Linked DNA regions of Homo sapiens: regions 1 and 2 are each linked to region 3. Evidence: chromatin contacts called from ENCODE Hi-C or POLR2A ChIA-PET data. All regions are on one chromosome and are shown on one strand. The core of a region is the stretch at or near the end of the contact, and the rest is flanking DNA. Distances in the headings are between cores, read along the strand shown. Region 1 overlaps LINC01170 (long intergenic non-protein coding RNA 1170). Region 2 has its middle 160 kb from the start of ZNF608. Region 3 has its middle 140 kb from the start of LINC01170.

Region 1 (2,700 bases), core at 24-2,523, 320 kb before region 3:
TCCACATTGAATAGGGAGGAATCTGTTCATTTGTTTATTCTACTCTAACCAGACCCTGGCATTCTGTTACCAGAAATATCCTCCTTTCCCCCTCCTCTCTTCCCGGCATTGTCTGCAGGTGCCTTCGCCCTAATACTGAAGTCCTCTGCATGAGGCTGTGACAGGGCTCCTCCGAATATTTGGCAATGAAAGCTGCTTGGCCCATTTTGCACATGCATTTGGGAGATTTCCAAACAGATGCATATTCGTCTTCACTTTCTTGGCAGGAGGGCTGAGAATTTAAGGATTCTTATGGAGAATTTATGCTGCTCTGAAAACTTAACCCATCGTGGAAGAAACATGAAAGAGTTCGTATAAAAGACATGACCTTTTGCCTCCTTTTGGAGTCTGTTGCTTGGCCTCCTGTGTCTTTGTTGCCTTTTATTAAAGCTTTAGCGACTTTCTTTGTGAACGGGTGATTTTCACTGTCCTGAGCTCTCTAGGGTCTATTTTATTTTCAACAATGATTTCCATTTCATCTGAATCCATTGCCACAGCCAAAGATGTGCTTCTTTATTCAGAAAGTGCCATCAGTAGGGATGGAAACAAAATATTGTCTGAAAGCCATTTGGGGGCAATTTAACAAAAAGGGGGTAGAAAAATGAGAGTAACCTATAATTTTATTACCTGGAGCTACATGCTAACAAGGACAAAACAAGAAGTCCCAACAATGGGTGAGCCATGGATGGATCAGCAGCCTGATTGGCAAATCCTAAACAATAACTCTTATTCCTCTGAGTTATTTAATCCCCACATGATCAGACAGAACAAAGAAAGCCCTGCATATCAGGAAGATTTTATAATTTCATATCTGCCTATATTTGTCTGGGCTAAATATAGCCAAGAGCCTTTTAATATTCTCCCTAAAGGATCCTTTGAAAACTCACCAAACAGGAATTACCCTGTAAAAATGCAGAGACGCAATGCTCTGCAAACAGTATTTTCTTAAACTGGATAAACTGCAAATAAAACAAACACACAAAGAAAATTAAATAGTAGTCTAAAAGAATAAGAAAGTAACCTAGCCTCCCTTATTTGACATTGAAAATAATTTTTATAATGTTTAGCCAGGTCCTTCTTTGATAAATACACTAAAGAAATGATTTTTTTTGTCTGCTTAGATATTTCAGGTTTTGTTTTTAATTTGCTTCCTCAGTCATGCTTTTACTTACTTTCCAATTCCTTCCCTCCTTTCCTGGCTCTTACCTGTGTAACCTGATTATACCCTGACATGGATTCCTCCCAGTATAGCTTCCCCACTGCTCAGGGACTTGGACTACAGTCACAGGCATTTATACATCTGCACTGACTCACTCAATCTATTCTTCAGCTCAGTAGGATGCCCTGAAGAAAGGTTCTCAAGCAGGGTCTAACAGGATCTTTATGAGTTGGGAGTTTATTTTTCCCTCTTTAGGGTAACCACTTTGCTAGGAGATGACAGAGATGCTGAGACTCCCTGCATCTGCTCCCTTCTGGCACCCAGCACCAGGGATTTATGATCAACCAAGACCAAGGAGCAACCCCCTGGAGGACGGCTCACAAGGCCTTGTGAAACAAAGGAAGTTTCTTCAAGCAGCTTATCTGTATTAGCAGCACTTGATTCTAGATAGGCGAGTGCACCAACAATTCCGCCTAAAAGAATAACAGTGGCTGAGGAGAACACACTTCCAACTGTGCAGCAATTAGAGTGCTGTTGAATGGCTGATTGCTTGCGTGTGGTCCCCTTAGTTCCCTGGTGGAGCGTGCTTATAGTTCTGCAATTGGATAAAATGGATTGGAATGAGCACTGTCATATAGAACTGCCAGCTGTTCTACTGTTAATAAAGACACTATTTAGCTATTAATACATCCCATTCTTCCATGTTGTGCCCATTCAAACAAAATATCTTTGTTTGCAAAGGGGGTGTGACTGCACCTGTTCTTGATTGGAGATTCTGTGGCCTGTGGAGGACCCCTTGTTACCATTGCGCAGCAATTGTAGCTTCCAGGCAGTGTCTGCTTGTAAAAGAAACGGGGAGACTAGACAGTGGGATTTAAAAAAGAAAAAAATGAAGCTGTGGGTTCAACAGAGCTGCCATTTCTTCAAATGGTCTTTATGAAAAAAAAAAAAAGTCTAGTTTATTGGGCAAGTTGGAATTACTTGTAAGCAAATTCCGTGTGACTAATGATTCCTTCCCTTTTTCAAGGAGTTATTGTGTTTTAAATATTCCTGAGTATGAAGGCAGAATTCTATGGTGATCTCAGCAGGTGAAAAATGCAGCCTAAGCCTGAGTAATTAACAGGAGATACTACTTCCCAAATAAGCAAAAGAGCAAAGCACTTTCTTTCTTTCTATGGGCAAGCACAATACTAGGTTCTTTGGAGTGCCATCTTCAAGGAATTTACAATAAGGGTAAGGAGACAAGATATATATAGATATATATATATATATATATGCAGGAAATATATATATATATGCAGGAATATATATATATATATATATATATATATATATATATATATGCAGGAAAAAATAACCCACATGAACCAAGCTATGTTATGTCTCTGTTTCCACATGGATAGATATGAAACACAACAGGGTGTTGAGTGGGATCAATTCTAAAATTGTAGTTAAGGCCCAAGCGGGAGCCACCACTTAACTGCTATCAGTTGGAGTAGATT
Region 2 (2,702 bases), core at 3-2,502, 330 kb after region 3:
CATGTAGAGTATGTTGATTGGTGAGGAAAAAAATCTTTATTAACTGCTCAGAAATAGTTAATTCTTCATTAGTCAGAGCACTGCACTAGAGGCTGCTGCCTGTGAACCATGGATTAGAGTTTATGATAGTAATAACCTCCCTGAAAAAACATTTGTTACTATACTTAATGACCAGATTTTAGTGCATTAACCTTCCTTGGGAGGTCAACTAACAAAATGGATGTTAACTGCTTGTAACAACCAATTCCTCTGAAATTAATATTTAGATGCCTTTGGTGTCAAAAAACCTTCCTTCCATATCAGGGCATTAAAAACACTTCTAAATTATTAATAGCAGGCAGAATTCAATGCCTGAAAGATTTCCATTCCAGTGTTCTTTATCCTCAGCCTCTTCCCATTTTCTCTAACAAAGTTCTCTTATGCAGGAACAAGGAAGGCATTCAGGAAAATTAGGTCTCAAAAATGCATGTGGGTCAACAATGCACTGCAGTTTTGAAAAGGTCACTCTTTAAGTTCAACAGAAATAAACATAATAGGAGTGTGAAGGCAGCCCTGAGAGCACACTGAGAACCTGACAGGGACAAACTCCCTGCCAGGCCTCGGGCTGCACTGCCACAGCCCTATCACCACCTGTCAGGAACTCCTTAACGACATTTTTGCATCCCTTCTGCAACTGACCTCCTGGCTTGGCTCTCCAGCCCCTCCCCCTCCCTTTAAATTGGAAACAAACCACACTTATGTCAAAACGGCTTCTGAACTAGTTCCTTCCTGAGCAATCCCAGAATATAAAACATGTTCTGAAAAGCTGCACCATTCCCTGGAGAAACTTTATGATTTGGTTACTGCAGCAGGGCGCGCTGCTCCTTGGCTGTGGTAGCCTTGAGTCAGTGCCAAACAATGAAGCAATGCTATTATTAGCCTTTCCATTCAATGGCGACAAAACAGTCCATGTTTCTATTTTCAGACTGTTCTCTTCTGGTGCAATAGATTTGCCAGAAACCTAAGCCTCAGGGCTAGCACTGGACCAACAGGGCAAAGTAGGCACCTGAAGCCAAAACATGCACAGTGGCACAAATGTGAAAATGCTTTAATGGTAGTATTTTTAGGCAGAGGCAAAATACAGAGCTGGCCAAAGTTCTGTCTGCTGAAACCTGTGCTGGTTTTTACGGAAAGTTACTGCTGGGGTTGGGATAGAATACCTGGGATCTCTACCATGAAGTTGCCCAATTTAATAATTTTCCCAAATTGCAACTGTGTAGTAACATTTGTGACTCAGTCATTTAAACTGGCCTGTTGGCCAGGCTCAGTGGCTCATGTCTGTAATCCCAGCACTTGGGGAGGCCTAGGCGGGCAGATCCCTGAGCTCAGGAGTTCGAGACCAGCCTGAGCAACACGGTGAAACCCGTCTGTATTAAAAAATACAAAAATTAGCCAGGCTTGGCGGCGGGCACCTGTAGTCCCAGGTACTAGGAAGGCTGAGGTGGGAGAATCTCTTGAGCGTGGGAGGCTACAGTGAGGTGTGAACACGCCGCTGCACTCCAGCCTGGGCAACAGAGGGAGACCCTGTCGTGAAAATAAATGAAAATAAATAAATAAAAAAATAAACCAGCTTGTGTGCTGGCACAGAACGATAGACCAATATTGCACAGAGTTGTGACTTGGATGATAAAGGTGACAAAGTAAAATGCCTGTAAGAAAGGGTGATTTCCTTATGACATGATCAGTTAGTTACAAGCCCACCAGGATGTTTCCAGAAGAGTCGGGCAACTTGTAGGCATTCTTTTTGATTGTTACTTACTCTTTTTTTTTTGAGACGGAGTCTCGCTCTGTCGCCCAGGTTGGAGTGCAGTAGCGTGATCTCGGCTCACTGCAAGCTCTGCCTCCCGGGTTCACGCCATTCTCCTGCTTCAGCCTCCTGAGTAGCTGGGACTACAGGCGCCCGCCACCACGCCTGGCTAATTTTTTTTTGTATTTTTAGTAGAGATGGGGTTTCACTGTGTTAGCCAGGATGGTCTCGATATCCTGACCTCACGATCCGCCCATCTCGGCCTCCTAAAGTGCTGGGATTACAGGCGCGAGCCACCGCTCCCGGCCTGATTGTTACTTTCTGATGGATTACTTTTGTAATACTGGAAATTTCGTGTATATAGAGGTCCATAACATTTTTGGCCTGTTTCCACTTGTAAATAAGATTTGCAATCTGACCATTCAAGCCGTGCAAATTCTGTATAATAATGATTTTAATTTAATGCCCAGATTCTTCATTGCTTTGGGAATACTGTTCTTGCTAATTGGAAGGTCATTATACCATTACATATATATTATTCCTCTTTCCTATTGTAGCTGATTCTCTCCTTGTGTATATTATTTTAGGAAAGAAACACTTGCAAGCAGGAAGTAAGCAATTATTTCTTTTAAACTGTGACAGATTTTGTATATTTAATTGTTAAAATTTCAGATAATGGTATTTCTTTTAAGGTTTGGTGTTTTATTTTTGCATTTAAAAATAAAAATAAGACAATTAGGCTAAGTTTATAAAAGGAAAAAATGTGATATCTTGCTTTCTCAAATCTCTTTTGCTAGAAATTATTTTTAACAGAGACATTTGGAGAAAGAGCTCTTCCCAAATATAAAACTAAAATATGAACTGTTGACATTTCCTCCACTCCTCCTCCCCCATTTTCTACGGAAATATCATTTAT
Region 3 (2,700 bases), core at 82-2,581:
AGCCTCCCAGTTAGCTGGGATTACAGGTGTGTGCCACCACACCTGGCTAATTTTTGCATTTTTTAGTAGAGATGGGGTTTCGTCCTGTTGGCCAGGCTGGTCTTGAACTCCTGACCTCAGGTGATCCACCCACCTCAGCCTCCCAAAGTGCTAGGATTAGGATTACAGGCATGAGCCACCCACACCCGGCTTTTTTTTTTTTCTTTTTTTTTTTTTTTTGAGACAGGGTCTTACTTTGTCATCCATGCTGGAGTGCAATGGCACAAACACAGCTCACTGCAGCCTTGACCTCCTGGGCTCAAGCAATCCTCCCACCTCAATCTCCCGAGTAACTGGGACTACAGATGTGTACCACCACACCCAGCTAATCTTAAAATTTTTGTAGAGACAGGGTCTTGCTATGTTGCCCAGTCTGGTCTCGAACTCCTGGCCTTAAGTGATCCTTCTGCCTCGGCCTCCCAAAGGGCTGGGATTACAGGCGTGAGCAACCATGTCCAGCTTTTAACAAGATTCACGGTGGATTTTATCGTTTCCACAATGGACAATGATTCCTGTTTGCCTTCTAGCTGAGAAAGTTAGGGGTAGCAAATCATTCTTAACTAGGGTGACCAACTTGTCCCAGTTTGAGAAATCCTGGATCCCAAATCTCCCCTCAGTCTTCAGGACAGTTGGTCACCCTTTAACTGCAATGACTTGCCTGATACTCAATCTCCTCCCCTCCCCTTCCCCAAAGCTCAGCTTCACCTGGGCTCATCCTGGCCCTTCCCCTTGAGGTGCTTTTCCAGCTTGAGAGAACCTCAGAAGAAGGCATAGCGAGCCCCTGTCCCATCAGGCAGCCTTTCCCAGCGGGGCAGGCAGGGCTTTTCTGAAGCCAAGCAGGGTGCCCCGGGCCTCATTTGCATGGCAATGCCCTTTCAGCAGTGCAGTGATTTCGTTGCTGGGCTGGTCTCTGAGCTCTGGGAACAAACGGAAAGGTTTGTGTGCGCTTGTGAATGCATGCCATTCTCTTTGCTTTGCTTTGCTATCTGTCACCTCAAATGGTGAGGGTTAGACAAACAGTTCCTTGAACTGTTTAAAGGAAAACTACCCCTGCCTAAACAAGGCAGACTTGGATTTTCTCATCCCAGGGATAATGATAAAGAGATTGGACTTTGGCCTGTGAATCCACATTCAGTGCCTATAGAGGGATTGAAAGTGAATTCACTTTTTCTTAAAAGTGGCCACCAAATTAAATAGAGAAAAGGCTTTGTTTAGGTTTGGGTTTGTGTTTCAGCTCCTCACAAGCCAGGCTTTCATGCATTCTGACTGTCCAGGTCAGCAACCAGAATGTGCCTGGCTCCACAGCTGGGCCTCTGCACGGCTTGTCTGGCTAAGTCCAGGCGCGCATATTATCCTATCCAAGCATCAGTAGGTATTCAGAGCAGACAATTAGTTCTTTGAAATCAACTGGAAAGCCAGCATTCCTGTGCTCCAGTGGGGAGGAGGGGGAGAAGAGGGCAACTTTTAGACTATTAAAACATCCATCATACAGCCCTTTGCTATCAGGGGCACCTCACAGGAAAGCAAAGGCGACAAAGCAAAGAGTATTAAACAGCTGCTTGTTCGTGATTCTGCTATGTCTCTAAAACCTCTCTGGCTCCTGCACTCCAAGCCCCAGTTGAATGGAAGAGAAGTGTCCTGTGCATCAACGTGTTCTTCAGGACACTTGTTCTTCTCTGCACTGACCAGGAATTTTCAATGCCGCCATGCAAGAATGGCGCTTTACTTAAAGACACTGCATTATGTTAAGCAGACAGTCTGTCATTACTTAGCAGCCACACTATACTGTGGATGCAGTCCTGTTGTTTTTATTAAAGGGGTTGTCAGGATCTATAATTCACACATCATTAACCGCTTCATTAAGAAGACAGCAGCCCTGTGGGCCCTAAACTTGTAGCAGTTTGAAGACAAAGCAAGTAAACACTCTCCTTAACTGAGCCAGAGAGGCGACCCCCACAACCCCCCACTGGTGGGAGTGTCTGAAGAAGTGCTGTTTTCTAGGAAGAAAGTTTTTTCAAACTCTGGAGCATAAATGTGCAAAACATATTCACTTAAAACTGATTTGATTTAAGTTAAAAGCATTACTTTGCAATGAGCTGCGCAATCCCACATCATTCATCAAAACCAAGCCATCACGGGCCGCAATGTGTGGTTACTTAAGCATTTTCATATGCCCTAGACTTTTTTTAATGGAACAAAAAGCAAGACCATGAAATACACAGAAGGGAAAACATCAAAAAATTTGTACATGGCCCATGACATTGGTATTCCTCTAACATGGATTTTACTAAGCATCACTTATATAAACAATGGCGCCAAATCCTGTTTTCTTTCATAATGCATGTTTTCTCAGCAGTAGTACTGCAGATCTTGAAATACAATATGGGGGCTCTAGTTTCCCAGTGAAATCATATGGTTGGTGTATTTCCTCAAAATAAGCTTGCCATATGGAACCAGCCCTGGAACAGGCCCAGATCAAACAGAAGTAGCTAAAGATCCTGCACCTCTTGAACCAGCCAACACAGCCAGTGAGAAGACCAGTCAGCCTTAATGATTTCTTTAGAGTCTATGCACTTAGGTCTCTGTATTGGACTTTCTCTAAAGTTTTTGTTTGAAGAAAGAATTCTGTGACTAAAATGAGTTGGAAATATACCGTGATGG

Evidence for each region. Hi-C counts contacts between places; a loop is a spot of excess contacts on that map. ChIA-PET counts read pairs that join two places held with the same protein, here RNA polymerase II (POLR2A). Pooled maps may share reads with other maps.
Region 1: a map of dorsolateral prefrontal cortex shows a loop between it and region 3 (2.7-fold over the local background). The contact joins two enhancer-like sites. A Hi-C loop is called at or near these places in 1 of 168 maps with a recorded cell type or tissue (dorsolateral prefrontal cortex). POLR2A ChIA-PET finds 5 or more read pairs at or near these places in 1 of 52 experiments (MCF 10A).
Region 2: a map of breast epithelium shows a loop between it and region 3 (13-fold over the local background). The contact joins two enhancer-like sites. A Hi-C loop is called at or near these places in 4 of 168 maps with a recorded cell type or tissue (Caco-2, HepG2, breast epithelium and 1 more), 5 of 37 single-sample maps with no recorded cell type and 8 of 50 pooled maps. POLR2A ChIA-PET finds 5 or more read pairs at or near these places in 1 of 52 experiments (H1).

The regions. Positions count from the first base shown.
Region 1 is chr5:124,262,463-124,265,162 of GRCh38, forward strand. The region is part of intron 4 of LINC01170 (long intergenic non-protein coding RNA 1170); the gene reads right to left. Among named protein-coding and RNA genes, the nearest start is that of LINC01170, 170 kb to the right of the region's middle. RefSeq lists an enhancer at 1,151-2,091. Within about 2 kb of position 1,274, at least 3 of the 41 ENCODE cell types and tissues checked have a DNase peak (open chromatin) inside an H3K27ac peak, as active enhancers do; they include dorsolateral prefrontal cortex, where a contact is called at or near this core.
Region 2 is chr5:124,905,944-124,908,645 of GRCh38, forward strand. No RefSeq gene overlaps it. Among named protein-coding and RNA genes, the nearest start is that of ZNF608, 160 kb to the left of the region's middle. RefSeq lists an enhancer at 364-1,148. Within about 2 kb of position 1,253, at least 18 of the 41 ENCODE cell types and tissues checked have a DNase peak (open chromatin) inside an H3K27ac peak, as active enhancers do.
Region 3 is chr5:124,580,285-124,582,984 of GRCh38, forward strand. No RefSeq gene overlaps it. Among named protein-coding and RNA genes, the nearest start is that of LINC01170, 140 kb to the left of the region's middle. Within about 2 kb of position 1,332, at least 4 of the 41 ENCODE cell types and tissues checked have a DNase peak (open chromatin) inside an H3K27ac peak, as active enhancers do; they include dorsolateral prefrontal cortex, where a contact is called at or near this core.